2 separate regions of the Homo sapiens genome follow, and region 2 is linked to region 1. A link is a loop called in an ENCODE intact Hi-C map of the cell type or tissue named here. Cell type or tissue: Caco-2. All regions are shown on one strand. Links, peaks and the distances in the headings refer to the core of each region. The heading gives the core; the rest is flanking DNA. Region 1 holds the start of LOC105377162 (a long non-coding RNA gene). Region 2 holds the start of LOC124909396 (a long non-coding RNA gene).

What was found. A loop is a pair of places that touch in the nucleus more often than their neighbours do. Peaks named below come from ENCODE experiments on the same cell type or tissue, not always from the same donor. Only the 100,000 strongest peaks of a DNase experiment are listed, where the experiment ranks them.
Region 2: a loop joins it to region 1, with 2.6 times the contacts of the local background. A loop is called at or near these places in 5 of 110 quality-filtered maps.

Annotation. Positions count from the first base shown.
Region 1 is chr3:72,660,614-72,673,336 of GRCh38, forward strand. The region is part of intron 5 of LOC105377161 (a long non-coding RNA gene); the gene reads right to left. LOC105377162 (a long non-coding RNA gene) reads right to left here and starts at 3,636. Exons shown (of 2, transcript NR_135531.1): 1 at 3,317-3,636; 2 at 2,683-2,954. In Caco-2, for the core only: a CTCF peak has its summit at 5,708; a DNase peak (open chromatin) is centred at 5,741.
Region 2 is chr3:72,737,055-72,749,777 of GRCh38, forward strand. LOC124909396 (a long non-coding RNA gene) reads left to right here and starts at 1,852. Exons shown (of 2, transcript XR_007095963.1): 1 at 1,852-1,980; 2 at 2,274-3,487. It overlaps SHQ1 (SHQ1, H/ACA ribonucleoprotein assembly factor), which reads right to left. Exons shown (of 11, transcript NM_018130.3): 11 at 12,223-12,723. RefSeq lists an enhancer at 2,155-2,663. In Caco-2, for the core only: no CTCF peak of the experiment used is centred there; a DNase peak (open chromatin) is centred at 1,847; H3K4me3 peaks cover 716 bases.

The DNA of each region.
Region 1 (12,723 bases), core at 2,289-10,288:
GAGGAAGCATCTCATTGCAAATGTATTCTCTGTGTTGGAAGACTCTGTTCCTTGCATGCGTGGGCCCAAGCTCCCTGTTCCCTTGGTGGCTGTCAGCTATGGGCCACTCTTAGCTTCCAGAAGCTTCCCATAGTCCTTACTGCAGGACTCCTTTCAACTTCAAGCCAGAAAGCCTGGGTCAAATTCTTCTCCTGCTTCCAACTTCTCACTTCCTCTTCTGCCACCAGTCAGAGAAAACTCTAGGATTAGATCAGGCCTCCTTGAATAATCTCCCCTTCTTAGGATCAAGTGTGCCATAGGACATCACCTAATCATGGGAGCAAAATCCAGCATATTCACAGGTCTGGGGATTAAGCAGGGTACACACAGTGGGGTGGGGTGAGACGGCAGAAAGTCTTGCGTGCTTCCTTAGAATTTTGCCTGCCACCCAAGGGGAGATGTAGAGGAGACATTCTCTTTCAGAAACTTCCAGGGCTGAAGGATGGGGCAGAAGGAGGAGGGGAGGAACCCATCTGGATCTCTTTAGCCTCTGGAACCTGAAGCACTCAGGAAAGAAGGCCTGGCCCTTTGAAGCTGCCCCTGCCAGGCCCCACAATGGGCCAGCCCTGCCAGCCCTCCTGCACAGGCCCTGAGGCATCTTGGCAGCAGCATCCCCGAGTCTGGCAGGTGAGTCAACATTTGGCTTCTCTCCTGGGCTTTCTTGGAAAGGGCTGTGTTCCAGATTGGCAGCTGTGCTAGCTGGAAAGGAGGCCAGAAAAGAGCCAAGTTCCGGGGGCCCTGCTGCCAGGCAGGACACCTGGACCTTCTCTCCCCTAGTTACTGAAAATGGCAGAAGGAAACCCAGGGAAGCCAGAGCAGTAGTAAAGCAGAGTGGCCAAAAAATTTCAGGCTATGGAGTCAGATGGATGACTTAGCCTCTCAATTTCCCCATCTGTAAAATGGGAATCGTCATTAGTAGCTGCAATGAAGGGGCCTGTGACAATTGAACAGCGTGCTACCTGCAAATCATTTTGCACAATGGCTGGCATATCGAAAACATGAGTAAAGCCTGCACAATGGATACTATTAACTGAAGGGGAAATGCCTGGCAAATAGAGGTGGTTCAACCAGGTGGAATTAAAAAGGAGAAAGGGATTAGGTGAAGGGGACAAAGGGATAGCCAACCCCTTTTATAAGAAACTCTCATAATAGTGGAATGTAAGTTGGTTGTTTCTCTAATGACTTATGAATATACAAAGCCCCATTGCTAAACCCCTAGGCATGATGGATTTTGATTGGGCCGCAGTGTAAATTTGGATATGATATTCCCAGGACTCCTGGGTAGTAAGATTGGATTTCTGCTACCTATAGAAATTCAAGAGGGAAGGGAGGGAAAGCAATAGAAGACTATTGTGTTGATGTGTTGTAGGCCACGTTTGGTTGCAAAGAATAGAACCGCCTAAGATAATGGGGTAGAGTAACATTTGGGGCATTTAATGGTGGGTTCACACCATACTTCTGTACTCATCAAATTTCTCTGCTGCATCCTAAAAACCTCTCTCCCCCAACTGCTATCCCCAGCCTGCTCAGCAAGAAACGAGTCAGTTACTCCGTAGGGAAATAAAGCAAGGACTGCATTTACTCCCGGGCAGCACAGTGGGAGAATGAAAATCACAGGCTCCACTAGGTTTGCTCCAAGGAGCTTGGGATTTCTTCAGTCACAACCAAATCATCTCTCTTGTCTGGCAAGGACCACCAGACCTCAATAATCATCCAGTTTGCAGTGACATGTCCCATGGCTAACACCCTCCCCCCATCATGCCCACCCCACAACAATGGGCAGGACAAAAGCCTTCTTGGACAGGTGACCAGCTGAGACCACTGAACCCACTGAGAGTAGTGAGTGGAATAAAAATAAGGTCTTATTCCTGATCAAGGTGGATAAGTTGAGATCAGTTTGAAATCCTCATTGACTGGGGCTCCAGACGTGCTTATTCAAAGTATATAGTAGGCAATCCGGTGGGCACCCAGCAACGGGAGATCAAGATAGCCAGGCCCGCCACTGCATGTCAACTCAGTCCCCTTTTCCCTTTACAGACTAGCATGCCTTCTCTCTGCCTTCCTAAGAGACAGTACACAGCATTAAAGTCACTGCCCCAACCCGGCTGTACATGATCTTTCAGGTCAAATGCCAAGCACTATCTAAGTGTAGTTATGTGTCTCTTAGTTCACACATTTGACAGACAAGTTGGTTGGCTCACAGACTGGGCCTATGGATTGGTTCCTGGTGAGGAGTTTACTTTTGATACAGTCAGTAGTGGGAGATGGGGGGATGGAGTTAGGTGGCATAGACATGACGGCTTAGACATACCTCCTCCTTCCATTAGGTGGTGAGGGACTAGACTCTCAGAGGTCGGACAGGGCCTTGGCAGGCACCCCAAATATATCCACCATAAACAACCCCCAACCCAATTCAGATTTCACAAGTTCCCTCTGAAGCATCATTACAGAGTTCTTGAAATCTAATCTATTCCAGAACATTCCCAGATGGACCAAAAAAGAACTGACACATTTTTGTATCCTCCCTTTCTCCCAGAATCAAAATTTTCAGTATTATTTTGAAACTAGCTATCCAGAAATCCCATTTTTCAGAGCAAAGTCTTTTGTGGTTAATTAAATAATTAACTCCCATTTATCTTTTCAACAAGTCTCGGTTTTCATAGAGCGGGCTTCTTTAATGTGGGGTACACCCATATGGGTGTTTCTGGGGCAACAGTGTGTCACAGAACAAGCCAATTAAGTACAGGCGAGTTAATGGCCTTGTCCAGGTTAATAGTGAAGCCAAGCGCCTGTTGCTGAGTCTTCAACTCTTCGTTAGCTCAAATCCCAGTTGTAACTTTCCACTAGGGCTGTGAGTTGTGACTTTCCTTAATCCACCAGATAGAAGCAGAGCAACAGCAGAGGCTGTAAATACTCTGTCAGGGCATGAAGAATAACAACAATAAGGCATTCATATTAGGAGAGGAGATTCATTCATCACGGTTTGTTTACCCTCTCAACAACCCAGAAGAGTTGGTGTCACTGTCTCTGGGGAAGCAGCTGGCATAAGGAAATCAAATTGCGGTGAAAAGAATGTGAGCTTTGCAGTCATATGAGCCTCATTTCAAATCCTGACCAAGGCCTTTACTTCTCTGATAAAACAAATCTGTATGGCAGCTCTGATTGGTCAGCCCCCATACCTTAACCCTAATTAAAGAGTTTGAATATCACCCCTGCTTCTCTGGTACTCAACCTTTCTTCCAAAAAAGGGGATAGGGGTGGTGATAATACTACCCACCTCATGGCATGATTGTGAAGGTTACATGAGGTCATGTGTGTGAAAGGACCCTCTCTCTAGTAGGTGCTCTTTATGCTCACTCCTTTCCTAATGTAACTGACTTTTTCCAGGTTTGGGATGATCTTCTAAGGTTTCTCAAATGATTGTCATGACTGATGAATTCAACACAAAGAGAGCTGATGAGGAAAGCCAGGCTTTCTTCACTCTCCTGAGAAAAAAATTCCCTCTTGGGTAAGACCTGCCATCAGGCTGAGATCCCATCCTTCTTTCCAGATCCTTCTTCCATGGTGGCAGAGGCTTCTTGTTGCTAATATTGGTCTTCCCCTAATTCTATAGAAACAGAATTCCTAAGTTTAAACAGAACCTTATGGCTACTGAGACAGAGAGAGACCACATTCTACATTTCCCAACATCCCTTGCAGCCAGACATGACCATGTGACTAAGTCCCCACCAATGGGATGTGAGAGGACATGAACTGTGCAATGACCAGATCTGACCCTTAAAATGATTAAGCTTCTCTTTCTCCTTTCCTATTGGCTGGAATGTGGACAAGAAGTTGGGGAGCCAGTTTTGACCCCCGTGGAGGAAGACAACACTCTGAGCAACAAGATAGAAGAAACCTAGTCCCTGGACAGCCTCATATAGCAGAAATGTCCTGAACCACCCACCAACCTCCAGATTGTTACATGAGAAAGAAACACACTTCTGTCTGGTTACCACCACTGTACTTGGGGGTCCCTTTATTACATCAATGCAGTCTACTCCTGACTAAAACATTCACTTTCCTTTATCAAAATTCATCTTCAGATCTTGTCTGGAGCAAGAACGGTCTGGAGCCAAGATCAGCCTTCAGAGTAGATTGGATTTCATCATCTCGCTGCCTGTAAGCCAGATTCAGTCCACAGACATGCTTTGGTTGGCTCCTATAGTGCATTTTTAAAAATTTGAATTCATTGTCAACATTTACATGTTGAGAAATTTCACATAAAAATCTAAAGGACTAGCTTTTCTTGAGAAAGCTGAAGGTCTGACCACCCTAGGTCCACATCTTCCTTGGTGAAATTCAGCGGATGCTACATTGTCCCTTTAGATGGAGTGAGCGTGCTTCAGCTCACCATCATCAGTGCCTATGGCAAATGCTATTGGGTCCTGGGATCTTGCCATTTGGAGGTCTGATGGCCTGACTTCCAATCCCCAAGGCCTGTAGTCTTTCGCCTGAGGACTTGCCTGCTTGGCACACACGCATTGTAGACCAGAGACACTGGAAAAATTAAAGCATCCTCAGCAACCCCAATGAATGACTGGTGGGAGCTGATGGAGAAATACCCATTTCACAGATGGGCAGCTGAAGGGCACCTTTGACGCTGGCCTCTGGAGTCTGTGTCACAGTTGCCCACAGTGGTTTAACTCACCATAACTCACACCCTTTATTGACTGGCTGCCATTTCCTGGATCACCTTCCAAATCAACTGCTTATATTCAAATCCTGCCCTCGAGGAACCTAAGTCTCAGAGCCTGCCCTAGGGAACCTTAAGTCACCAGTCCCTTTGGTTTTCCACCAAATATTAGCATTTATCATCAGCTGTGCTGTTATTTTTTTTTCTTCTGGTAGAGAAATATTTATATTTCTCATTTAAATACAGCATGTTAGCTGTATTTAATATTTATTAAAAATGAATAGAAAACGAAAAGATAGACTCAAAGGACAATGTGCTTCAGGAAAAAAAAAATAGGTGAGAGTATATCTCTTTGTGCAAGTAAAGAATATTCCTGCATATTTAACATCCAAATACTGGTCTGCTGAGTGCGCTGATGTTATCGGCCTAACCCGTGGGCATCTGTGTTTGTGATTCCTGGTGTTCAGCTCTGAAAGCTCTTGTTAAAACTCAGAAGTCATTACCCCCTGATTTTGAATGAGGTTCTGAGATTAGCGAGATGGCCATCTGGCAGCACGCTGAGAGAAAAAGTGGGAAGACACATACGTTTCAGTTGGAGGGAGGAAGGACCAAAGGAAATCTTATCACTGGGGCCAGGCCAGGGAGCTCAAGGTGGCATCAGAGGAGGGGGCCTCAAGGGAGGTGAGAGCAGAAACCTGATCTTTCTGTGATCTTGTGAAAGTCCCTTCCCCCATAGTGTCTGCAGGGCTTTGGCGGGTACACACCCTCCATTAGAGCATAGCTCTCCTTCTATTGACACAATAGAAGGTGCGTCTATTGTGCGTCTTCTAGGTGCGTCTCTCCTGGCTATGCAAGAATACCTGGAGGGCAGAAGCTATACCTTATTCTACTTTTTACACCCAATGGCTGGCAGAGAGCTCGCCACATAGTAGATGCCCAATAAAGGTTTGTCTTGAATTTTTGCTGGCCAGTGTGACCCTAGAGTGAGCCAATCAGAATTACTATGTAAGCCAGGGGGCGCTGTGGTTCAGTGTTCATTTCTCAACTGGGGCGCTGAAAAGTTTTTTTTGGCTGTATGCTGCAGTGATTAATATTGCACTAGCTGGCACCATGTCACTTAGGAGACAGTGGCATGGGATCTTCGAAAAACTAGCTATCTCTTACCTGGTTTGCAATCAGCCCATATAAGAATGGGGGCTCTGGAATCAGCCTGCCTAGGTTCAAATCCCAATTTCCTTACTTACTAGCTGTGTGCCCTTGGACAAGTCATTTAACCTCTCTGTGCCGCCATTAAAAAAATGAGAATCTAATGAGCTAGTGCATGTAAAGTATTTTGCACCATACCTGCACAGAAAAAGTGCTTAAAGCATGTTAGCTTTTTTTTTTTTTTTTTCCTGAGACAGGGTCTCACTCTGTCGCCCAGACTGGAGTGCAGTGGTGCAATCTCGGCTCACTGCAACCTCCACCTCCAATCAAGCTATTCTCCTGCCTCAGCCTCCCGAGTAGCTGGGATTACAGGCACATGCCACTACCACCTGGCTAATTTTTGTATCTTTAGTAGAGACAGGGTTTCACCATGTTGGCCAGGCTGGTCTTGAACCCCTAATCTCAAATGATCCACCCGCCTCCTAGGCCTCCCAAAGTGCTGGGATTACAGATGTGAGCCACCGTGCTCAGCCAGCATGTTAGCTATTTTGGCTTTGGTTGGAAACAACAGGATCCTGATAAAAAGAAAGCCAGAGTAGAAAAGAATCTAGAAAGATATGCACCAAAATATTAATCAATTATATGACAGTGATCATTTTTTATTGTTTCTTTTCTGCTTATTTGTGATTGCTGATTTGGTTTTCTTTACAATAAAGTTATATGACCTCTATAAGCTTACTCTAAGAGTAATAAAGAAGAGAAGGAAAGCTGGACTGCAGTGGGTTTTCTGTGCCATTCCCCACTAGCACTGCAAGGAAATTGTAGAATCTAGGCTCCCCTGAAAACGCCACACAAACCAGCTTTGCCTGTGCCTTCTGGAATTCCCACACCAAGAAGCTTCCATTCTGTCTCTGATATGGTTTAGCTGTGTCCCCACCCAAATTCGTCTTGAATCTTAGCTCCCATAATCTCCACATGTCATGGGAGGGACATGGTGGGAGGTAACTGAATCATGGGGGTGGCTTTTTCCTCTGCTGTTCTCAAGATAGTGAATAAGTCTCATGAGATGTGATGGTTTTATAAAGGGCAGTTCCCCTGCACACGCTCTCTTGCCTGTCGCCATGTAAGATGTGCCTTTGCTCTTCCTTCACTTTCCACCATGATTGTGAGGACCCCCCAGCCATGTGGAACTGTGAGTCCATTAAACCTCTTTTTCTTTATAAATTACCCAGTCTCGGGTATTTCTTCATTGCAGCATGAAAATGGACTAATATAGCCTTCACATCAACAGAGAAAGGGAACTTGAACATAAGTTTTCTGTGTTCTTGGTGGCCTGTGGGGTCCCAAGGATTCACATTGCAAGGCCATTTGGCATCCACACTCCACACAAAGCAAGTTCATCAGTTCCGTCCAATACCTTCCTCATGGCCAGCCACAGGGTAGATTCAGGCTGCTCTTGGCCCCAACACCTCTCTCTTGGGGTTCACAGTATAGTAAGGAGCTGGCACAGGCACTTCTGTTAGCAGGTAGGAGGTATGCATTCATTCATTCATTTGGTGACTATTTAATGAGACTTTTATGTGCCAGCCCCTGAATGAGGAATGGGGCTATTGCGAGGCTCTAGTGGGCTAATGCTCAGCCATCAGCTACAGGATCACATGTGGGTGGGCTTCTGCTGCCCTTCAGGTCCATGCTCTGCCCTTCTCCACCCTGCTTTGTGCCCAGAAGTCTGACTGGCGAGCGCTATGTTAACGTGCCTTCTTGCCTCTGGCATCCTGTTGGTTGGACCAGTTGAACAGCCCTGGCAGGAAAGTGGAGGGAGGGAGAAGGTTGAGGCTGGGGTACTTATCCCCCTGGTACCTTCCCTGACTTCTGCTGGACCTGTCCCTCCACCAGAAGTCACTGATCGTCTCACAGCAGCCTTCCGTATGGGACCCATCCTCCCATTTCTAGTATCTGCTCCCTCCTGCTGTCCCCTCCTGGCCTAGAAACATGGCTACTGTGGGAGACTGCACCTTCCCTACTCTTCCCCCACACCAGGCTCCTTTGTAAATCAGCCCTCCTGGAAGTATCCTTATATGAGGGGGCATTGGTCTCAGTTGGGACACTCCCCAATGGTTACTATTTACCCCCATTCTACAGATGAGGAAACTGAGGCTCAAAAAGGTACCTCACCCAAGGACACTCGGGAGGAGAGGAGGCAGCACTGGAACCCAGGAGGGCTCGATCAGTGTGATGAGCAAATTGTTCAAGGCCTGGAGGGGTCCCTTTGGGATCTGGGACTTGATCCCTCCTCAGGTGCCTTTCCTGTCTTGGTGCTCCTCCTCTTGCTTGGAAGGGACTGTGGGAAGGATGAGGGTTTGCCAGGAGAGTATCAGGGAGCAATACTGGCTCTTATGAGGGGCTCACATATTACCTGGGCTTTTCTCACCATCAGAGTAAAACCAAGTTCACAGCCAAGCTTAGGCGCCTGCCCAGGGCCAAAAGTCACAAGGTTCATCTGTCTGCTTTGGGTCCGAGGCCAGCCTAGTCTGGGAACTCTCCCTCGGGGACCTCGTGGGGCTGAGAGAGGCCAAACGTCTTCCTCCCATGGATCCCCCTCCCCACTTCGTGGGTTTAACTTTGTCCAGGTCCTCCCCACTATTCAGGAATGCAATCTGAAAAACCAATTCAAACTAGGACTCATGGTATTCACCCATTCCCCCCACACCCACACAAGTGAGTGCACATACACACAATCAATCACACGACTCTGCATTTTAAGCAAGATCCTATTGCAATGCTTAACCCAAAACAATAGTGGGATTTCAGGCACTAGGTAAGCAAGAGATTCTTCCAATCTTACCACAAACGTGTGAATGACCACTCCACCTACTCCAAACCATGGTGACTTTAAGAATGAAAGGGAGCAATGTGAATAATGAAGTCCAGACAGCTGGAGTAAAAGGGACTGTCCCAGGCAAACCATGACATGGAGTCCCTCTGCCTATGGGTGACAGGAAGTTGAAGATGACTTTTCCTTTAGTCCTAGCATTGTGGCCTAAGCCCCAAGCTAGACATTAGGCACAAAGAGCCCACATGCTCCAAAGCACAGTTTCTGATCTTTTCTTGTGCCATGAATCCTGTTGGTATCAGTGAAGCAATCGATCCCTTTTCAAACTAATGGTTTTAAATGCACAAAACAAAATACATAGGATTGCAGAGAACTCACGATACAGCTGTCAAAATATTAAACAAATTTATGGGCCGGGCGCGGTGGCTCACGCCTGTAATCCCAGCACTTTGGGAGGCTGAGGCGGGCGGATCACGAGGTCAGGAGATCGAGACCATCTGGCTAATATGGTGAAACCCTGTCTCTACCAAAAATACAAAAAAAAATTAGCCGGGCGTGGTGGCGGCGCCTGTAGTCCCAGCTACTCAGGAGGCTGAGGCAGGAGAATGGCGTGAACCCGGGAGGCGGAGCTTGAAGTGAGCCGAAATCGCGTCACTGCACTCCAGCCTGGGCGACAGCGAGACTCCGTCTCAAAAAACAACAACAAAAAAACCCAAAAAAACCCCCACAAATTTATGATATAGTAATACTCTTGTTTCTTCTTTATTAATACATTAAATAACAAGATCTAGCAATGAGTCTAATTACTACTGTAATTTTTACATAGAGATGAGTGTAAAATGTTACTTTTAAATATCTGTGACAACTGTAGTGTGATTTCTGATTGTGAAGGGTAACAAAGTCATAGGCACTACTAATACTATGGGGGGGTTGGTGTTTACATTTTGAACAGAAAGAAATGTCAGCTTTTACCTAGAGATGAACAAATATAAAAAATAAATCTTCCCATCCAAGCTTACAGACCCCAGGCAAAAACAAAAACCCCATTCCTAAAGGGAGCCACTAAGAGGCCATGAGTTCATCATCTAGGCTTGTGTGTGTGCACGCGCATGTGTAGAGATGGGGTCTCTCCATCTTGACCAGGCTGGTCTCAAACTTCTGGGCTCAAGCCAGCCTCCCACCTCAGCCTTGTAAAGCGCGGGGATTACAGGCATGAACCACTGCACCTGGCCCACCCAGGCATATTAAGAGGTGCCCAAATTGGCCCAACCACGATCACTTACTTCCCCCCCTCCAACTTTTATTAACAGACTCAGGGATGGAACAGGGTTGGTACTGCTGGTGGGAACTGCTTCTCTTTCCTCCAGTTAAGAGAGGAGAGTAGCTTGTAGAGATTGGGGGTGCTTGCAAGGGAAGCCAGGCATTTCATTCCTGGTTGGACTCCCATGAGAAACAGGATTTTCAAATCCATTCCAGAAAAAGCAGGAGAGAATTGGAGTCTGTGAGGCAGAAAAAGGTTGCAGTCAACCTATGAAATCCACCCAGGATGTTAAGGGACAAGACAGGGGAGATAGATCAATTGGAGGAAAATAATCTAATTCATCTCATCATCTTCAGAATCATCAATACATAAAGTGTGACTTGCATTACAGTTGCATCCAGGACACCACCCAAATGCAGTTATGGACCAAGGAAGTCATGGGGAGACCCATTCCCTCCTATGATCTGAGAGCACCAGCACCTTCCCTCTCAGCAGCCTGATGACCAGAGACAGAACTTACAGAACTGCCTGGTTAGACCTCGCTTTCTTTTTGGGGACTTGACAGTCCTTCTGGTAGGGGTGCCAACTGACTGGAGTCTGCCCCAAAGACAGCAGAAAGCCTTAATAATTGGATGCTTAAACAGAAGACAAAGAAATGTATGCTCAGGGAGTCTGCACCCCAAGTGACAATCCCAAACTCAAGGAGTCCTATGCGTGTGACCAGCCACAGCAGACATCTGCGTGCACCAGATCACATCCTCATGGCCACCTGATTTCACTGAAGCTCTGATGGAGAGTTTGGCAGACATTTCCAGAATCCCACCTCAAGCACACTTGCAGAGGTTTTCCCCAAAGCAGGGAAAAGCCACTTAGTTGATGGGCACAGGTAGAAGCGCAAGGATGTTCATTTTCCCAGGGACAACACCTCAACATTAAGGGAGTGAGAGTCAGTGGATAAATGCCCCAGCCTCTCCTCCCCACAAAAGGACAATGCAAAGGCACATTCTACATCTATGATGCCTTGCAAGTTACCCAGCGGCTAAGCAGTAAAATAAGGCATGGTTAGCAGCCTTTCTCTCTTCCCTCTCTCCTTCTCCCTCACTCTTGCTTTCTGGGTAGCTTTCCAGATAAACAATTGCACCCAACCCTTGTCTCAGGGCCAGCTTTTGGAGGCATCCCAGTTAAGGCTGTGGTTCACCACATAGCTGAATACATCAGGCTTCCTTAAAGGGTCCCCAGAACCCATGGCTTCATTGGCAAGAAGCTGGAAGCCCGCAGGAAAAACGTTGGAGAGTGGAGATGGAGAAGAATCATGAAAGGCGAGGTAAACCATTGTGAAATTATAAAATTCAGTAGGTTGAAAAAGAACAGAAACCTGGCCGAGGAATCACTGGAAGAGCACACATTGAAAAATGTGCCTAGACAGTTGAGAATCTGTCAACTGACAGGAGAGGGCTTTGTGAAGAAAACGAACCAGAGCGCGATGTCAAGCAGACAGATTGGTCCAGTTAAGGACAGGGGAGGCTGGGGAGGCAGAGTGAGTTATGAAGCCCTGGCTTTGGCTTGTGGGCGGTCTAGAAGAGCCATTCCCAGCAGGGATGAGACACCGAGTCCCAGAGGACAAAGAGGAGGGAAAGGACCTTCCAAAGGCTACTGATACTGCTGCCTGCACCTGCGAGGTGTTTTGCGCCACAGGCAAGCTCAGCGTTCCCTAAATGTGCAGTCTGCAGGACACTGATTCTGTAAGGTTCTCTGGATAAAAAGCGGATGGGGTGAGTATGGGTGGGGGGAAGCCCCCTCTTGGAGAGTCATTCATTCAACAAGTGCTCATGGAGTACCTAATCTATTCTAGGCATGGTGCTGGGCACCAGGATCATAGCAGGACACCAGACAGACAGTTCTGCCCCAGGAACATTGCAGACTCTGGGGGAAACAAGGATTAAACAAGAAACACGGTATTAGCTAAAACTCACTGCATGGAGGGCAAGAGTTTACATGTACTACCCGATTGAATCCTCAGAACAAACCTCAAGGTAGGAACTTCACAATCATTATTTTAGAGATGAGAACACAGAGGCCGGCACGGTGGCTCACACCTGTAATCCCAACACTTTGGGAGGCCGAGGTGGATGGATCACTGGAGATCAGGAGTCGAGACCAGCCTGGCCAGCATGGCGAAACCCCATCTCTACTAAAAATACAAAAAAAAAAAAAATTAGCTGGGCGTGGTGGTGGGTGCCTGTAATCTCAGATACTCAGGATACTGAAGCAGGACAAATGCTTGAACCCGGGAGGCAGAGGTTGCAGTGAGCCAAGATCTCGCCACTTCACTCCAGCCTGGGTGACAGAGTGAGATTCTGTGGAAAAGAAAGGGGAGGGGAGGAGAGGTGACAGGATGGGAGGGGATGGGAGGAAAGGGGGAAAGAAGGAAAGAGAGAAAGAGAAAGAAAGAAGAAAGGAAGGAAGGAAGGGAGGGAGGAAGGAAGGAAGGAAGGAAGGAAAAGAAAGGAAAGAAAGAGGGAGGAAATACAGAGGCTCCGAAAAGTCAGGTGACTTAGCCAAGGACAAAACTGCAGTATGTGGTGGAGCCATGACCTGAACCCAGGCAGTTTGGCTCCCATGTCTGCATTCTGACCTGCTACACATTTTTATCAAAGGATCTGACAGGTCCTGCAGGCAGGACCTGCTGCATAATTTGCAGCACCCAATGCAAAGTGAAAATGTACCACCCTGGCTGGCAGTGGGGAAGTCGTTTTCCTCTTCTCATGG
Region 2 (12,723 bases), core at 1,708-9,707, 76 kb after region 1:
AGCTCAGGAGTTCGAGACCAGCTGGCCTAACATAATGAAACCCCATCTCTACTAAAAATAAAAAAATAAAAATATTAGCCGGGTGTGCTGGGGTGCATCTGTAGTCCTAGCTACTCAGGAGACTGAGGCATGAGAATTGCTTGAACCCAGGAGGTAGAGGTTGCAGTGAGCTGAGATCGTGCCACTGTACTCCAGCCTGGGCGACAAAGCAAGATTCTGTCTCCCAAAAAAGAAAAAATAATAATTAATTAATTAAAAAGGTACTGTAGGGTTAAAACCACAGCCACGGAAGGGGAGAAGGAGAGGAGAGGCAGGAACCCTCTGAAGGCAGAGTCTGAAGGAGAACTGGGGAAATTTGGAAGGGGAAAGATGCATCTTTGGGGGCAGTGGCTAGGATAAGAGAGTAAGAGAATGAAAGAAAGAAAAAGAAGATTTTTACAATGCAGCTGTCCCTCAATATCTGCAAGCGATTGGTTCCAGGACCCCCAGGATACCAAAATTTGCCAATGCTCAAGTCCCTGATAAAAATTGGCATAGAAGTTGCATATAACCTATGTGCATCCTCCTATATACTTCCAGTCATCGCTAGATTACTTATAATACCTAATACAATGTAAGTGCTATGGAAATAGTTGTTACACGGTACTGTTTAGGGAATAATGACACGAAAAAAAGTCTGTGAATGTTCAGTATGGAATTATCCTTTTTATTTTTTCTGAGTGGTTTTCCACCCACAGCTGGCTGAATCCAGGAACGTGGAACCCATGGATATGGAGGGCCAGCTGTATTGGCTGTGCCTTACAAATGAAGTGCACCAGAGGCTACAATAAATATTCAATTGCTTTTCAATTACTATGGATAGTGAATTGAGTTCTCCCTTTTTCTTAATGTGACACAATGCTGATCTGGGCCCACAAGTGGATGTGTCTTTCCGTGGGTTGCCCCCCAATTCCCCAGCTCTGCTAACCCTCCCGTGTTCAGCCACCCTGAGCAATCTTGTTCCCTCACCCACCACATCTCTCCACCTGAGACATGAACACCCCACCCTAACGTCCCTCTGCTCATCCAACTCCTGTTCATCCTTTCTTTGGGAGATCTTCCATGGCTCCCTGGGTGACCCCTACTCACTGAGTCCTTAGTTCCCACTGCACCCTGTGCCCAACCTGGGAAAAGCCTGAGCTCTCTCGGGTTCCTCGCTTTAAAATGGGATCACTTGCCTGCCCCTGCTGAAAACGAGGCAAGGTAGAAGAAAGCCCTTTGCAATCTGTAAAGGGCTAGCTAGGCACCTGAGGGCTGTTATTGGCATTTGGTTCCAGGAAGGCCCTGTTTTTGATCGTCTTCTCTGTTCCATCCTCTCCAGGTGAAGCTTCAATGTGCCCCGAGAGCCAGGTATCCGCAGAAACAGAAATACTGTGTTATTGGCAGGAATTAGATAAGCTTGTGAATTTAGGGATCTGCTTCGCGCCAATTTCATCAGCTTGGGGATGGGGGTGGGATGGGAGTGGGCAATCTGACTCTTCTAGGACAGCCTCCTCGTATTCCAGGTTATTGTTTCCCCATCCCAGGAAATCCTGCGGGTGCCTTCCCCCAACGAAAGCCACTGATGTCGCCCCTCTCCTCCCAGCAGCTTCCAGACCGCGACCTTCTGTAGCTCTGCTCAGAACTTCACCTGGAACAGCTTCTTACAATTCTTAAACAGCCCCTCAGTCGACTGTGATTAAGCATACACTCCAGCCTCAGCAAGCTTGGCGTCTGCCCCTGCCGCTGGGAGACCCTCCTCCAGGCACCTGCCCTGGGCCCCGCCCCGCCCGGTCCGCGCGCACGCGCAGTGGCCCCACCCCGCCCCGCCCCGCGACGCCCGAGGACCCGACGGAGCTACACCCGCTAGTTCAGCCAGGAGGCCCTGCGCGGCTCCGGGGAGAGCTGGGTGGTTATGCCACCTCATTAGACACATTGGTGGACGATGCCGCGGATTAGCGGGTTGGCTCTCAGGGCGGGGCGCAGGCTTTCTCACTGATCCGGGAGCGTGGGAGCAGGGGCAACGCGGGGCCATCCGGGAGCTGCCCGCCTGCTTCGCAGTTGGCTTTCCGGGCCCTCGAGCAACGTCTGACTTTGCCCTTTGTTTTTAAACACCATGCAGGATGGTTTGTGTACAAACGAAGCCGTGTCACTTCTCAAGTGTCGGTGCTCAACGTGGCAACGCCCCTCCCGCCCCCAGTACAGAGATCCTGCCCATCCACCGACAATCCCCCTCCTCATCTTCCTTCCCCCAGGTGCGAGTGATTCAAGGAAATCCGACTGGAGGGAACACACGCTGCGATGCACCCTCTCCTCTTCCATTGAGCCAGGGGTGACCTTGAGAGACTCAGGCCACCTCACCAGGCTCTACCAGGAACAGCGTCTACAGCTGGTAGAGAGCACGGGCTGCAGAGAGGTAAAGATGGGGTTCGGAAGCCAAGGCTCCCCTTGTTGCATGGGTGACATCAGGCAAGCTACTCAACCTCTAACCCTGGCTTCCCCTTCTGTATACTGGAGACAGTATCGGCCCCACAGGCACTTGTGGAGCAAGTGGGTTTGAGCTGAGCTCCTCTGAAAATCAGAGGCACACTCAGAGAGTAGCTCAGAAAACCAGGATGTGTCAGTTTCATTTGCTGGGAAGCAGAAGCCAAGATAGAATTAGAAGTGCAATGTCTGTGAAGGAAGAATAAAGGGAAAAGGAAACAGGAGTGGGGCAGGGGGCAGACCAAAAGGAAGACAGACAAGTGTGAGAAGGAGCCCCACAGTGCAGTGTAAGCTTAAGAAGGTGTGGAGAGGATGGGAGTCACTCACTGGGCAGGAATGGCCCAGCTCCAGCACCTTGCTATGACCAGCCAGCTGCTGGGAACAGGCCAGGAAGAGTGTGGCCTTAGCGCAAACACTGGGGTGGATCTCGAGATGAAGGTGTGGCCGCTGGAAGCTGTCACTTCACCACTCCTCTTCTGAAGAGAGAGCTGAGCCCTGCACATGGGAGCATTGGTGAAAAGGGTGGTAGACGTTTATCAGTAACCTTACTGGTTTTGTGCTCCATCCTCCATCTCCCAAAGTCCCCCTGACCTTGCCTTCAGCTCCAGGAATGGCCACATGACTCAGACAAAGCCAACCAGCCATCCCATTTCAGTGGCCAGTGATGAATGATTCAGTGTTTACCCAAACGCATCCAATCAGGGTGAATCTGAGGACATTTGCTGGGGAGGCTGGGACACAGATAATCTCTTTTCTGACAGATGGTAACAAGAAAGTAGGTAGCTGCAGGGGCTGCTGGCAGCCATCTTGAGACATGAAAGGTGTCCAAATTGGGATGAATTCAGCACTGAAGATGGTGGTACAGAGAAACAGGAGATAGGGCCTTTGATCACATTGTTGGATGGCTGGTTAAGCCTCTCCTGAAATCCATTCTACTGCTGGACTTTACAGTTCATAAACTAATAAATCCTCTTTACTGTTTGAAGCAGTTGTGTCAGGTGTCCTGTTACGTATAAGAAAGGCCTCTGATTTGATCAGCAATAGGGAACTGGATGTCCTCTGAGCTCCAAAAGTCAGCACAGGCCTAATGCTCAGGCGTTATGGAGCCTCGGACTGATGAAAGGGTGGTATGGGCATCCATGACTGCTTTTGGGACCTCAGGGGAGCAGTGTGTGAATGTTCATTTCAGAGTAATGACAGCAACTCCACGTGTCTGCATCCTTTTACGCCCAGCCACTCCCTTTCCTATGACCAGCTGCTGTCTTCACCCTCTCGCCTGTATCTTTTCTCCATTACATAGATCCTCCTAACTCACACTTCCTCCTTCCTGAGTCGAGTTTGCAAGACTGATTCCAGATTCACCTTGTGATTATCCTAACGCATCTCTTACCTTCAATAACTTCCAAGGGCCTTATCCTCTCTTCATTTCCCAATTCAAATTTCCGGGAGCAGGACTTGGATTATCCCAGCTCTTGCCTATTTAGACAACCTCAGAGATTCTATTTCCACTGTATGTGGAGGGGACTGAGTATTGGTACTTTTGAAAAGTTTCTTGGATGGTTCAAGTGTGCAGCCAGAGTCAAGAACCCCTGGATTAGTAGAGCTTTCCAGGCCAGCTGACCCCACAGTCGGCCCTTGGGTCAAGTTCAAGCTCAATCCAGTCAGCTAAGAGCAGAGCCACAGGGTCTCACTATGCCCAAAGTCCCTTCCATTGGCAGAATCTGTGGCTACAGAAGGAGTGAGAGGAGGCCAGGCACAGTGGCTCATGCCTGTAATCCTAGCATCTTGGGAGGCCAAGGCAGGTGGATCACCTGAGGTCAGGAGTTCGAGACTAGCCTGGCCAACAAGGCAAAACCCCATCTCGACTAAAAATACAAAAATTAGCCAGATGTGGTGGCAGACGCCTGTAATCCCAGCTACTCAGGAGGCTGAGGCAGTAGAATTGCTTGAACCCAGGAGGCGGAGGTTGCAGTGAGCTGAGATCGTGCCACTGCATTCTAGCCTGGCAACAGAGTGAGACTCTGTCTCAAATAAAAAAAAAAAGAAGGAGTGAGAGGAGATAGGCCCCTGCTTGACATGCTGAGGACAAACAAGCCTAGCACAGCGCTTGGCTTCATGCAGTCGCTCAACAAATGACAGATGTTATTACATTCCTGTCTCTTCTGTAATTCAAGGGGATGCAGTTGGCCCTCCGTATCCTGGGGTTTCACATCCATGACTTCAACCAACCACAGACTGAAAATATTCAGATAAATAATAAAATACAATAAAAAATGCATATTTTAAAAATAATATAGTATACTAACAATTTCCAAAGCATTTACATTGTATTAGGTATTATAAGTAATCTAGAGATGATTTAAAGCATACAAGAGAATGGAGGTAGGTTATACACAACTATTATGCCATTTTATATAAGGGACTTGCACATCGCTGGATTTTGGTATCTGAGGAAGTCCTGGAACCAATCTCCCACAGATACCGAGGGACGACTGTATTGTCTTTAAAATAAACTATGCATCTGGGTGTGGTGGCATGCATCTGTAGTCCCAGCTACTCGGGAGACTGAGGTGGGAAGATCCCTTGAGTTCTGATCACATTACTGCACTCCAGCCTGGGCAACAGAGTGAGACCCTATCTCTTAAAAAAAAAAAAAAACGTAAAAAATAATAACGTAAAACGAAATAAACTATGCTGCTATAACACAACAGAGGAAGAGCTGCTGAGGAAGCACCTAGAGGATCTAGGCATCCATGCTTAGCAAATTTACTACAAAAACAGGAAAATCCTCGCTAATCAGATTTACATTTGAGAGCAATTGCTGCCAGTGCAATAGGAATAAATGCAGTTATGAGTGTTATATTTCAGGAGGTTATTTGATGACATGGGAAACAGGACCTCATGTTAAGAGAAAGAAGGATATAAATTTATGTAGTATATGATTCAAATTTTGTTTAAAAACTACATGTGTTTACTCATGTTTCTACAAAGAAAAATAGAGAAACTGAAAAGGTATCTGTGGTTTCTCAGGAGAAAGAGTTGTTCTTTTTTTTTCTTTTTTTCTTTTTTTTTTTTTTTGAGATGGAGTCTCACTCTGTTGTCCAGGCTGGAGTGCAGTGGCATAATCTCGGCTCACTGCAACCTCTGCCTCCCAACTTCAAGCGTTCAAGCGATTCTCCTGCCTCAGCCTCCCAAGTAGCTGGGACTACAGGCATGCACCACCATGTCCGGCTAATTTTTTTGTATTTTTAGTAGAGATGGGGTTTTGCCATGTTGGCCAGGCTGGTCTCGAACTGCTGAGCTCAGTCCTCGGCTTCGATCCACCTGCCTCGGCCTCCCAAAGTGCCGGGATTACAGGCGTGAGCCACTGCACCCAGCCGAGAGTTTTTCTTAAAGCTAATTATGTCCAATTTAGAGGGCTAATCTTTATTCTAAATACTATCCTTCTACTTTTTGGCATTAACAGGCTTTTATGAAAGGATTGTTTCAGTAGAATACTGCCTGGGTTGGGTTAGAGATGCACATCCAGAATGAAAAGTCGGCAGCCTTATGTCAGCACCCTCTGCACGCTACCCTGTTTGGTTTTGTTTCTAATTTTAATTTTGTAGAAATCAATACAGAACTCTGGAACCCACTGCTTTAGAAGATAAGAATCTCTTTCCTGCTCCGATCATTCTGGCTTGCCTTGGATTTAAGGCTCTTCCAGAAGGACCTGGCCCTGATTCACTGGGATAATGTCCACCATGTCCAGGGGCACTGCCCAGAGGGGGTACTTTTCATATTCTCTACCAACTAATCTTCCACCTGCCAGCCTAGGGGGCAGTGAGTGGAGAACGCTGGGAATTCAGGGTTGGGGAGGAGGGACAGCAACAGGAAAAGATTGAACATATGTGCCAATTAGGCCAGGAGATGAGGACCCCAGACCCGGAAGAAGGAGGAAGAAGAAAGACACACTTGATCTTCCTGCTTAGAATGTTGGCAGAAGTCATATTCAAAAGATAAGAGAATCAAGACTTATGAAACAAAAGAAAACCAAAGAAAGGCAACACGGCCGATGCTAGGTGGGGATTACTAGCTAGTAAAGAGCTGTCGAGTGTTTGATGCCATTTATTCATTTGAGCTCTCCAGTTGCCTAGTTTTTCATTCAACAAGTGTCGTCTGAAGGTGTTGTGTGGACAGAACGTTGTGTGGGATCCAAAGCTGAAACAGATACTTAAGTCTGTGCTCTAGTAAATAAGATAGGACACGCATATTTACCCCACAGGGAGCAATAAATACTCTAAGACCATTACAAATTGTTCTGGGAGTTCAGAGGAGGGAATTTATTTCTAGTCCAGAGCAATGAAGGGTGACCTCCTGGAGGAAGTGGCAGTTGAATGGGGGCCTTGAAGGATGGGTGAGATTTAAACATGCAAACTATCAGCAAGGGAAACGGGAGAGCAACGCAGGAGCAAACATCAAGATGGGAAAACACAAAGCATGTAGGGGAAACACAAATGCAATATTTTGTATTATGGGCGAGGCTCTACAAGAGGCACTGGATTGCAATGGGACTATTGTTTCCAGGGGCCCTCTGGGCTGGTGGTCAAACTACTGGAACTATCACTATTTCAGACCAAGCCGGGCTCACAAGTCTTAGCTGTTCTTGCCAATTCTTCTCCTGAATACTCACTCCAATAAGAGCAGTCAGGAAATGTTTCTTGGGAAATAGCTTCAAAGACACCAACATACCACTATGAACACTTAAAATATGGAGACAGAGCATTTGGAGTACTGCTCCCAGCATGTTGGAGGGAAAAGAAGCAAGACCCTTCCCAGAGGTAAATCCTGTTGTTTTCTTCCCAGTGCTTGGGCATCCAATCCCACATTCATCCTTTTCCTCTAACTTATCTTTTCATGACTTTGGAAAGCAGTCTTCCTTATCTAAGAAACAAATGGCCTCCCCGGAGAGCTCAAAACAGCAAAGTCATTTATCTGTTTGACATGTGTTTGCCTGTTTGTTTTCTCCAGCCTTGAGACAAGAGTTGTGTCAACTGTGGATGGCTGTGCCCCAGTCACTTGAGAGACATGAATCAATTTCCAGCTGCATTTATCACTTGCTGCCTTAAATCAAGTCTAATCAATGCTTCCTTCATTTGGTATGGATTGAAACTATATATAACACACTCAGAAAACAGGAGAGAAAAGCAGCAGATCACAAAAATTCCATCAGGGATTTAGATGGAATGATGTTAGAGAAACATTTGCAATCTTTCATTTGCTCTAATGGAGACCCCTGACCAAACAATCAGAGATTTGCGTTTATGAAGCTTCATTTGAATTTACCTGACATGCAATGACATTCCATGACAGGTCATTTGATACATTGGGGGGGGGGGGTGGTTTCTGCATCTTTAAGGATTTTATAATTAATACACTCTTAGGATCTGATGTATATTTATAATTTTATTCCTATACTAAGTTTTAAACTCATTTCCATTTATTTTAGAGATATCTGTTTTGTCATCATTGACTATATAAGTCAATTTCCAGTTATAACATATAAAGTAATAAAAATCCCTTTGTAACAAAGTAGATATCCAGGAGTCTGGTTTTTTTTTTTAAATAATTTTATAAAGTCTTAAATATGGCCCTCTCTCTACTCCTCCCAATTCTTGGTATTAATAATAGAATTTGATCCACGTAACCAAAGTGGATTTTTCATTAGCAGGTGTGAAAACCGCTCCCCAGCTGTCAACCAATTTAGAATGTGGTAGGGAGCACTCTTGTCTCATTTGCAGATTAATCTTGTGCCAGTGAAAGGTGATACCAGCTTAGTTACCGGCACCTAAAACCTGGCCATGCCCACAGCAAGGCCTCCGATTATTCTTCAAGGATAATGGGACAAGAGAGACAGAACATAGAAAAATAGGTCAATGATAATGCAAGCCTAGAAGATGAGGCAGTGCTGTGATTCATTGGCATAATTAATATTTCTATCTAATCTGCTGAACTGTGTAGACTTTTACCACTAGCCGGCCTCTGTAGAGATTAACAGGGCTGACTCATTTTCACAGTGCCGGCTCCCCCAGCGACCTGTTGTTAGGTAGCTAAATAGAGCCCTGTTCAGCTCTGGGAAGTCAGACAATAATAATAAACCCTTACGTTGGTTTAACACTTTCCAGTTTATAAAAGTGCTTTGAACATACAGTCTCCTAGCACTGGAAGGCCAGCAATAAAAGCAGTTCTATTTCCATTTCTGTCTACGGCCATACCACCCTGAACGCGCCTGATCTCATCTATTCCTTTTTTTTTTTTTTCCTTTGAGACAGAGCCTCACTCTGTCGCCCAGGCTGGAGTGCAGTGGCACAATCTCGGCTCACTGCAATCTCCGCCTCCCAGGTTCAAGTGATTCTCCTGCCTCAGCCTCGAGTAGCTGGGATTACACGGGCCCGCCACCACCCCCAGGTAAGTTGTTTGTATTTTTAGTAGACACAGGGTTTCACCATGTTGGCCAGGCTGGTCTCGAACTCCTGACCTCAAGTGATCTGTCTGCCTCGGCCTCCCAAAGTGCTGAGATTACAGACATGAGCCATCGCGCCCAGCCCCGTTTCTAAGATGAAGGGAAAGGTGTCGTTTGGAGTCCCCCCCTCGTGAGCCAGCTACAGTGGAGCTGGGTTGAATTGGAGGCTGCCTCTTGTCAACTGCAAAGTCTTGGTTTTTCCCACTGAGCTGCGACTAGGCAGTCACTGGGTCTCTTCCCTATTCTTGCCCCAACTTATTTTTTTCTCCCATCATCTAGGAGTTTTGGGAAACCCATATGGTTATAGGAGATCCCTAAAGTTGCCTGGCAGGTTGTCTAGTTTAAAAAAATAAATGAAAGGCAGCACCTCTGGAGGTGTTTTGGGTTACTGAGCTAGTGTAGTATAGTGTTCTCAGCCCATCTTAAACAAAGACAGAGTAACGTGATATAACAAAGCTTCAACCTCCATGAACAAAGAAAGGGTAGGAGAAACACTGCCGACACGGACTCTGAAATTAAGGAGCTCACTCACGTTGTCTTTAATACTCATGAGGGTTGTTTAATGAGCTGCCTGGCTTTGAGGATGTCCGGGAAGGATCATGTTTGCTCATTCTTTGAGGAAGGGAATAACAGGTTTTTCTACCCAAGACAAGTCTCACTGAAGTAGATCCTGTCAAGATTCCTAAGAACAAAAATTGATGGAAGGAAGAAAACTTCCATGGCGTTAAATTTTTAGACGAGAGGATTTGCTTAACTGGCTTGACTTCAGTGGAAGTAAATGAGGGGAGTTACAGATAATACTTTTTCAAACTGGCTTCAGATAATGTACTAGTGAGAAGAAATGCATTTTCAATGGTCATAAGGATTTGGAAGCTCTCCAGGGAAGCTGAGAGAAGTCTTGTGAACACATTCCAACAAAGCAGTTATAGTGTTCAGGAGTTCACAAGCATTTTAAGTGCCGTAGTCACCCCAGGATCATGTTAATACAACCTGGAAAAGTACAAACATTCACAACCTTCACAAACCCTAAGTAAAAAGCATCATACCCTTTCTTGAAATTAATGATGCTACTGAGATTAATAGATGAGATTTCATTTCCTCCTCAAAGCAAATTGGTTTATCTTATTTGTTCATTCATTCAACAAATATTTATGGAGTGCTTGAGAATACGGACACTGATGATTCAGTGTTAACAAGACCCTACCTCCCCAGCAGCTTAAACTCAAGTGGGAAAACCCATATTTAAACTATTAATGGAGAATTACACTTCCAATCCCGATGGATTAACAGGGACCAGATTTACTCTCCCGTCAGACATAACCAAAGCAGAAAAATGGGAGCAATACACAAAACCATGGCTTTCCAAACTCTGAACTTCAGGCAATGAAAGACAGTGATCCTGAGAGACAGAAAACAAGGTGAGATCTACTGCTTTGAAAGACTTTCCATGCTATGTAGGGAAGGACAATCAAGGCAGAACCCAGGGGGTTATGGAGTTCAAAGACAGGGCTGAGGACTTGGGGTGACCAAGGCAGCTAACATTTGCAGCACAGAGCTCCAGAGAGGAGAGAGCTGCACAGAGAACGCTGGATATCTGGAGAGAGAGAGGAGAGCCCTCTTCTAGAACCATCTGAAAAGATGAGAGGGGGCTGGGTGCGGTGGCTCATGCCTGTAATCCCAGCACTTTGGGAGTCTAAGGCGGGTGGATCACCTGAGGTCAGGAGTTCGAGACCAGCCTGGCCAACATGGCGAAAACCCATCTCTACTAAAAATACAAAAAATTAGCCAGGTGTGGTGGTGCATGCCTGTAATCCCAGGTGTTCGGGAGGCTGAGGCAGGAGAATCACTTGAACCCGAGAGACAGAGGTTGCAGTGAGCTGAGATCATATCACTGCACTCCAGCCTGAGTGACAGAACAAGACTGTCTCAAGGAAAAAAAAAAACACACACTCACATTAGAGAGAAGAGTCCTCAGTACGCACACTGGGAACAGTGTGAGTTCAATCAGCCAGGCTGAAAAACTCATAATTCATAAGGCATGGTGGAGCACTCAGGAATATCAGCACTGGGGAATAATTTGCCCTAGACTGAGCACCACTCCAGACCTGCCTAACAAATTACAAAGCAAGACCCATAAGGATCAAACTACTTCCATGTCACTGGACTGCATCCCTAAACAAAGATCAAGAGTATATATAAGAATGCATATCTAGCACCTAAGAAGGTAAAATTCACAAAGTGTGGCATCCAATCAAAGACTATGAGGCATGCAAAAAAAAAAAAAAAAAAAAAAAAAAAAAAAAGACTCATATGAGGACTTGTATCCAGAATTTATAAAGAACTCTCAAACTGCCGGGCGTGGTCGCTCATGCCTGTAATCCCAGCACTTTGGGAGACCGAGGTGGACAGATTGCTTGAGCTCAGGAGTTCAAGACCAGTCTGGGCAACATGGCAAAACCCCGTCTCTACCAAAAATACAAAAATTAGCCCAGCACGGTGGCACACATCTGTAGTCCCAGGTACTTGGGGGGCTGAGGCATGAGAATCGCTTCAGCCTGGAAGGCAGATGTTGCAGTGAGCTGAGATCACGCCACTGCATGCCAGCCTGGGTGACAAAGTGAGATTCCAGCTCAAACAAAACAAAACAAAACAAGGCAAAAAAACACACAAAACAAAACCAACCAAACAAAAGAACTCTAAAAAATCACATCCCAGCCTGGGCAATATGACGAAACCCCATCTCTATAAAAACTACAAAGATTAGCTGGGTGTGGTGGAGCAAGCCTGTGGTCAGGAGGAGGTGCGAGGATTGCTTGAACCTGGGAGGGTGAGGCTGCAGCAAGCGGAGATTGCACCATTGCACTCCACTCTGGGAGACAGCGTAAGACCCTGTCTCAAACACACACGCACACGCACACACACACACACACACACACACACAGGCAGAAGATTTGAACAGACACTTCCACAACAAAACACCACTATCCATCTATAAAAATGGTAAAAGTTTAAGAGACTGACCATATCAATAACCATCATGTGGAAGACTGGAACTCGCATAAACTATCACTTTTGGTGGGAATGTAAAATGGTACAGCCATGCTGGAGAACAGTTCAGCATTTTCTTAAAACATTAAACATATACCTACCATATGGCTTGGTCATTCCACTCTCAGGTATTTGACTAAAGAAAGGAAAGCATACGTCCACATGAAGACTTGTACACAAATGTTCATAACAGCTTTATTTATAACAGCCCCAAACTGGAAACAACCCAGGTGTCCATCGATAGGTCAATGAACAAATCTATTCAATGAAGCAGTACTCAGCAATGAAAAACATAAAAACAAAAACTCGTGACACATGCTACCACATGGATGAATCTCAAAATAACTATACTGAGTAAAATATGCCTGACCAAAAAAGGGATACATATTGTATGATTCAATTTACATAGAATTCTAGGACATGCAAACTAATAACAGGGCACAAGGGCACTTGGGAATGATGGGTCCGTTCCTCACTTCAGTTGTGGTGATAGTTTTACGCAGGGTATACATACGCCAACACATTGTACACTTTTGATACGTGCAGTTTATTGGGTGTCAAGTACACCTCCTAAAATAAAAATATTGATGGGCTCTACATTCTGGAGACACGGGCAGTAGAACTATTATTTTCAGCTTGAAATATTAGCTACACTTTGGTAAAAATACTTT